Linked DNA regions of Homo sapiens: region 2 is linked to region 1. A link is a contact called in ENCODE Hi-C or POLR2A ChIA-PET data. All regions are on one chromosome and are shown on one strand. The core of a region is the stretch at or near the end of the contact, and the rest is flanking DNA. Distances in the headings are between cores, read along the strand shown.

Region 1 (3,633 bases), core at 625-3,124:
TAATATTTTGCAGCTATAATTCACAAATTTTATAACTAAAATACATAAATTTGGTGTCAGGAATAAACATTAAATATAATCAACCTAATATAAGCAATTGGAAAACATGAAATAATTTCCATAATTGCAAGCATTGCATTGCATTTCTGAAACTGATGTCCTTTACCCATATTTGTCAGAGCTGAGTTTTGAATGAAATGAATACAGTTCATTCAAAACTTGATATTAAAGTGCTGTTTCCACTGAAGACTTGTCTTTCCCTTTCACAGGAAAACCAGCAATTCTCCCTAAAGGATTTCTGAATATTCTAGTAGTACATTTTATATCGGTGTGTTCAGTAACTGGCCTACTTGTGCTAGGAAATTATAAACAAGCCACTTCCTACATTTAGACCAGACAAAAGCTGGTCCTGCCATAGGGACAAATATTTACGACTGACTAATTGAAATTAAAGGGTGGAGAATGGACAACTCAGAAGAAACAGAAAATGGTGAGAAATTAGGGCAAAAATAGAGAACAGGTGGGACGACACGTAAGCGGCGTTCAGAGCCCTGTGGAGAAGCCAGAAGCAAGGAGAGAAAATTCTGGTCATTGTGGGTGATGGTTACTAAACAAAAAAACTAGTTAAAAAAAATAGAGAGCAAGGAATATTCCATATCAGGGACTAAGAAATTCAAGAAACATTCATCCAGGTGTTAGGTGAATTCCAAGTGCTCTCTGGGTACTGTGGTGGCCACAAAAGTGGGTCAATGGCGCACTGCCTTCTGGAAATTGACAGGTAGGGCCTCCAATGGTGTGTGGATAAAATCCAACAAAGGGAAAAGCTTTGAGACCTTCCAGAGAGATCTAAAGAGCCAGGAGATGGTCAAGACGGGTAGATCATCCCGGTGAGGGGTGTGGTGAGGTTCCAGTGTGAGGAGGGCTTCAGGGAGATGGCACTGGGGCTGAGAGCTGTGATGGCACAACAACACATGTGGGGCAAAGGACAGCTCAGGTGGGGACCTCAAGAGCAGGTGGAAACACCAAAAGAGAGCAGCTCATTTTGTTTAGGGACCATTCAGTTCAGGGAAGGCAGATAAGGCTGGGAGTGAGGTGGAGACCTCATAGCATGGAGGAGGAGGCTCCTGACGGTCTAGTTAAGGAATTTTGACATTATTCACCTGGCCGTGGAAACCCATGGAAGACTGCAGCAGGGCACCTTGGGATCAGAATGGTGCTTCCAGAAGGTGAGTGGAGGTGAGCTTGGGTCAAGGGAGTGCAGGAACATATGGGGAAACCCATTAGGAAGCAAATGACACTCTGCAGATGAGAAGTAGTATTGACCCAGACAATGGATCCAAGAGGATGAACATGGGAGAGATTTTGGAACTAGAATACAGAGCAACTAGTAATTACTCACTATAAAGAGAGAGAAGGGGAGATGGCAAGATGTTGCTAAGAGAGAGAAAGGAAGAAGAGAGAGGTTTAGAAAAGGAGCAGGTCGGCTGGGTACGGTGGCTCACTCCTGTAATCCCAGCACTTTTGGGAGGCCAAGGTGGGTGGATCACTTGAGTTCAGGAGTTTGAGAAAAGGAGCGTGTCAAGGGAGAACAGATGAAATGGGAATTTGAATAAGACATTCAGAGAGGGCCTTGAACTGTTCCCAATCCCTCCTTTTAATCTGACATGGCTATCTTCATTATCTATTAATAATGAGGCTGCACACAGTAGGCACTCAGGAGAAGACTGCACTCAGTCAGTTTGTTCACTTCCGTAACGCAGATGGGCCTTCACATAAGGAGAGCAAGGAGGGATCCTTCTTAGAGCAGTGCCCACAGCTCTGCTGCTGGGGCAGAATAATTAGCACAGATGCCCGAGGCAGACTGGCTGCCAAAGCAGATTGCTGAAAGAAAGGGGAACTGCCAGGTCATGTGTCCGACCGGCTGGTATCACTCCACTCTCAACAGTGTCTGCAAACACACTCCCGGCTTCTTAGAGGTGTATCATCTGATCTTCCTAATAGGCTGTCATATGCTAAAAGATTAAGGAAAAGAATTCTTACACTGCCTAAGGCAACAGCGTGGTTTGTGTTTTTAAAATTAGTAAGGTGGCAAAGAATCTCCTTAGGAAACATTACAAGATGAGTTATAAAACTTACCGTACTGCGTAAACACTAGCAGATGGTTGCCAACAAATCTTTAATTATCTTCAACTCATTATGCAGTCATTAACCTTGACAAATTAATAAAGGTGAACTAATAAACTTGTAGGCTTATATAACTTAAACAGTTCCAAACCACAAAGAAGATATAGATAGATGTTGATCAAATGATTTCGATGGGATCCTTTTCATCTCTCCTAAAACTGTATGGTAAAATTGCTATGGAGTGACTACTTTGTTTTTTTTTTTTTTCTCCTTTCTCTTTATACACTGTAAGAGAGACTAAGATAAGTTCCAAGCTATTAAACTATTTGTGATGATGTACAAGTCTTCATCATAATTGGGGGCACACTTTCTTTTGACCTTTACAAAACTTTCATTTCCCAAATGTGACAGATAAGAAGTACTTTTATAGCACCAATAATGATTTTTTCCTATGGGAACTTGCCAATTATAAGCTGAAAACGAAGAAAAGTCCACATTGGAAGTCCATTTAGAATCTCAATACAGCTGAAAATTTGAAGAATTATGCTTGGAGGATAGTGCAGGTAAGTTAAGAATGTAACCTAGAGAAATACACATTAAAATAGTGTGAGGGCAAATACTTGCTCCCTTAGCATTTAGCAAAATGCTAAGGGCCCATAAAATGTACTTAATAAAATGTGACTATTAGTCTAAGCTTTTGAATATGAATAAAAGCCTGGGAAAAATTAATTCATGATGCCCACAGCTGTTTCAGTAACACGTACAATGTACAACACAGTTAGGCATCAAGTTCTTATCAACTCACCAGACTTCCGATATCTTAAGAATTTCATCTTATTTTTCTCATCCTAGCAAGATGCTCAGAGCACATGAGAGCCTTAATAAAGGTGACAGTTAACTGAGCCCATTCAGATACCACAATAGTGTTCCAGTAAAGGATATGTGCTAATGCCTCACTTTTCTCTAACAATAAATCACTTTTTATGGGATCTTGATTTTACTCCTAATTTGACTTGGATTTTCATTACTTACACATGCTAAATAAAATTCATTCATTCATTCACTTGTTCACCCATTCAGCGAGTCTCTAATGATTTTTCCCTGTGTCTCAGGCATTGTTCTGTTCTAGCCCTCCACTGTCACATATGGAAGGAACCAATCACATGTGGCTACTGAGCACTTGAAATGTGGCTCATTCAAACTGAGATGTGCTGTGTGTAAATTACACACCAGATCTTGAAGACTTAATTAAAAAAAGAATGTAAAATGTCTTGATAATTTTTATATTGATTATGCATGAAAATAATATTTTAGATATGTCATGCTTTAAAAGTTAATATTAATTTGTCCTTTTTCTTTTTTTTTAACTTTTTAAAGTTATTTTTATTTCCGTCTCTTTTATTAAATTCTTTGTTTATAGAAGATTGCACTTACCGTTGCTCTGTTCTCATATTTTATAAGCACTTTGTTGTTTTTTTTTTATTATTATACTTTAAGTTTTAGGGTACA
Region 2 (3,633 bases), core at 347-2,846, 110 kb before region 1:
TGTGAAAGCCAACTGAGACACTGGTCAGTCAGGGAAATCCTTTCTTTGCCATTTTCAGTCTACAGATTCCCCTCCTAAAACTTTTTCTTAACTTCATGGCCCTGAACTTTGACCCACTTTTCTGGTTCTTAGTTCCTGCTTTACCTATGTTCTCCTTTACCCCTATACTGCTTATTATGGACAAAATTTTATCCCCCACTGCCCTCAAATTTCATATGTTGAAGCCTTAACCCCCAAGTACCTCAGAACATGATTGTATTTGTATTTGGCTGTATCTTTAAAGAGGTTATTAAGTTAGAATAAGGCTGTTGGGGTGGGCCCAAATCCAGTGTGATTGGTGTTTTTATAAGAAAAGGAAATTTGGACACAAAAAGAGGCATCAGGAATGTGAGTGTACACAGCAAACACCATGTGAGGACAAAGAAAGAAAGCAGCCATCTGCAAGCCAAGGAGAAAGGCCACAGAAGAAACTATACCTGCCAACACCTTGATCTTGGACTTCTGGCCTCCAGAACTGTGGGTTTAGGCCATCCAGTCTATGGTATTTTGTTATCAGTCCTAGTTCATTTTCATTACCAGTGGAAAAAAAAAGTGTAATACATTTCCCAGCTTTTTTCCCTGATAATCACTCTGATAATTCCTTTTTAACCTTCAAAAAAAATGTTAGAGGGCAGGAAGTAGGGGGAGGGAGAGCATCAGGAAGGATAGCTCGTGGATGCTGGGCTTAATATCTAGGTGATGGGATGACTTGTGCAGCAAACCACCATGGCACATGTTTACCTATGTAACAGACCTGCACATCCTGCACATATGCCCCTGAACTTAAAATTTGAAGGAAAAAAGTTTTAAACACAAAGAACCCAGATTTGTTGTAAAAACTGTTTTTAGATGTATTAAAAGGTACCAAATAAAAAAAAAATAAGTTCACCACATCTTGAGAAAACATAAAATAAAGAGGTAAAACTTCCAACTCCAATGGAACCTTGAAAGGGAATCCCTGTTGACAGTTTGGTATTTCTCCCTGCAGCATGCACTTTGGTTACTGACCTTCCATACTGCACAATAACCTCCATGAAAGGCACTGAGCACAAGCAGGAGACATGTGGCCTTCTTCTGGCTGCACTGCATCCTAAAATCCTTCCTTTGTTTGCAGAATTTCTGAATCAATTTTAGTGGCTAAAAAATGACAACTACTCACACTTGTGATAGATCTGAAAGCACACATCCACTGAAAGCAGCTTCATTCTGTACCCGTTTAATGAGATTTTAGTGTTGCTAGTCCTTCCACGCCCGTAGGGAAATAAACTCTCACAGTGGATGAATCAGACAGGAGACTGTAGTCCACACTTCCTCTGGAGATCCTTAAAAAAGGCTGCTTTATGGGATGACCTTTAAGAACCACTCTTTTTGTATATTAAACAAAAATAATAGCTATCATTTATTAAACTCTCACAATGTCTTAGGCACTCTCTAAGAGCATGGGGTTTGTTTTATTTTGTTGTTTGCACCAGATGAGAATGTTATCCTCACAGCGATGCCAAAAGCTCCTGCCAAACCATGAAGACCAAGGACCTAGTGGTGAGTTCTGGCTGGCCCGAGTCAGGCCTGTTGATATCAGCTGCCTCTTAGGAATCTGCTTCTCAGCATTCTCTCCATCTCAGCTTTAGGAGGTTCTGCATGGGCCCAGAAGTCAACCTTCTCTACCCATGAAGATGGCCCTGGGCCTTCTGCCCTAGCCCATTTCTTTCTTCCTCCTTTAGTTTGTCTAATCCAAGAAGTTCTCCCATTATAGTTACTGAAGTGTTTCACTCAGTGCTCTAGGCTCAGCAGTGTCTAATACATATACACATAAACACACATATACACATAAACACACATATGTACCTACTTCTAATTGTATTTTGATGAGGGTCAGCTGAAAAATACATGTGTCTCCTTCTTATAGCTTCCCATTGTCAAGGTATCCAGTAGTTAAAGCCCTTTTCTATCCACCCCCTAACCCCCAGGAACAATCTCTCAGCTTCCATTAGATGAGGACTTTAAAGACCATCTGGAAGTGCTTAAAGAGTAGTTGCTAAGGATCCACAGACAAAAGTTCTTTCCAAAAGGAAAATCCTACATAGTCTCCTCTACTCAAAAAGGAATGGTCTAGAGGTCAAACATACTGGAAACAAATGTGACTTATCCCAGGAAAATCACCTGCCTTCTTCCTTACTCTCTCTCATCACAATTCTGATTTTTTTCCTGATTTTGATGCCTGTATCACAGCTTTCTTTTACATAAGAGAAAGTTGTTTTCAAAATTGCTTCTATAATTGAAGGCAATAACTAGTACAGGCAAACATATGCATAAATCAGGACAGTGTCTAGTTATCACTGCAAATGAGAAGCTCATACATTTGCTCTTTTCCAAAAGGCTGCTGGAATATGGCCCCTTGGAATTCTAACAAGCAGCTTTAACTTAGCAGTCTGTGCGCTGGCTTTGCTTTGAATACCACTGATGTAGTTCTCATCAAGGTTTCCAGGGCTTCTAGAATGTAAAACTTTAAGCAAAAGAAGCCCTTGGATTGTAGCATGCCTATAATAACCCCATATGCAATCACATGATTATTTACTGGAGTTGCTTTCTCCTGAGCTATAATACCATAGTTGAAAAATCACTGCAGGACAAAACAATAATAAAAGTATTACATTTTTATTTATAAAATAAAACTCTTCCTTCAAGAGGAGCCCCCCAAGTAGCCAAAATAATAATGGGAAAGAACAAAGCTAGAGGACTCACATTTCCTGAATTCAAAACTTACTACAAAAGACACAGTAATAAAAACAGTGTGTCAGTGACATAAGTATAGGCATACAGAACAATGCAATGGAATTTAGAATCAAGAAATAAACCCACAAATCTACAGCCAATAGACTCCTGACAAGGGTGCCAAGATGATTCAATCTTGGAAAGAATAGTTTCTTCAATAAATGGTGCTGGGGCAACTGGATATCTACATGCGAATTAATGAAATTAGACCCCTACCTCACATCATATTCAGGATGGCTCTATGACTTAAATATAAGGGCTAAAAATCATAAAACTGATAGAAGAAAACACAGGGTGTAAATCTTAGGGTAATTCTTCATAAACTTGGATTCTTAAATATAACAACAAAATATGAAGGGATCTAACATATGACAAGAAAAGTGGGAAAAAAAGAAAAAATAGATACATTTGACTGTCAAATTAAAAACTTTTGTGTATCAAAAGATGTTATCAAGAAAATGAAAAGACAGTCTACAGAATGGGAGAAAATATCTTCAAGTCATATATCTGAAAAGGATCAAGTGCCCAGTACATATAAAAAAAAAAAGTCTTACAATGAATTCAACAACATCAAAAAAGCAGACAACCCACTTAAAAAATGGGCAAAGGGCAGAGAAGAGGTATAAATGATCAGCAAGCAAGTGAAAAGGTGAACAATAGCATCAGTCATTAGGGAATATAAAGCAAAACCACAAGGAGGTACCATTTCATACCTACTAAGAAAGCTCTAATTTAAAAAAAACAAACAAAAAAAACAAAAAATTAGTGTTGGTGAGGATGGAAAGAAATCAGAACACTTGCTGTTGCTAATGGGAAGGTAAA

What was found. Hi-C counts contacts between places; a loop is a spot of excess contacts on that map. ChIA-PET counts read pairs that join two places held with the same protein, here RNA polymerase II (POLR2A). Pooled maps may share reads with other maps.
Region 2: a map of left cardiac atrium shows a loop between it and region 1 (2.1-fold over the local background). The contact joins two enhancer-like sites. A Hi-C loop is called at or near these places in 2 of 168 maps with a recorded cell type or tissue (cardiac septum and left cardiac atrium) and 1 of 50 pooled maps. POLR2A ChIA-PET finds 5 or more read pairs at or near these places in 2 of 52 experiments (MCF 10A and WTC11).

Annotation. Positions count from the first base shown.
Region 1 is chr20:9,118,277-9,121,909 of GRCh38, reverse strand. The region is part of intron 2 of PLCB4 (phospholipase C beta 4); the gene reads right to left. Among named protein-coding and RNA genes, the nearest start is that of PLCB4, 51 kb to the right of the region's middle. Within about 2 kb of position 1,874, at least 5 of the 41 ENCODE cell types and tissues checked have a DNase peak (open chromatin) inside an H3K27ac peak, as active enhancers do.
Region 2 is chr20:9,226,903-9,230,535 of GRCh38, reverse strand. All of the region lies in intron 3 of PLCB4 (phospholipase C beta 4), which reads right to left. Among named protein-coding and RNA genes, the nearest start is that of PLCB4, 160 kb to the right of the region's middle. Within about 2 kb of position 1,596, at least 3 of the 41 ENCODE cell types and tissues checked have a DNase peak (open chromatin) inside an H3K27ac peak, as active enhancers do.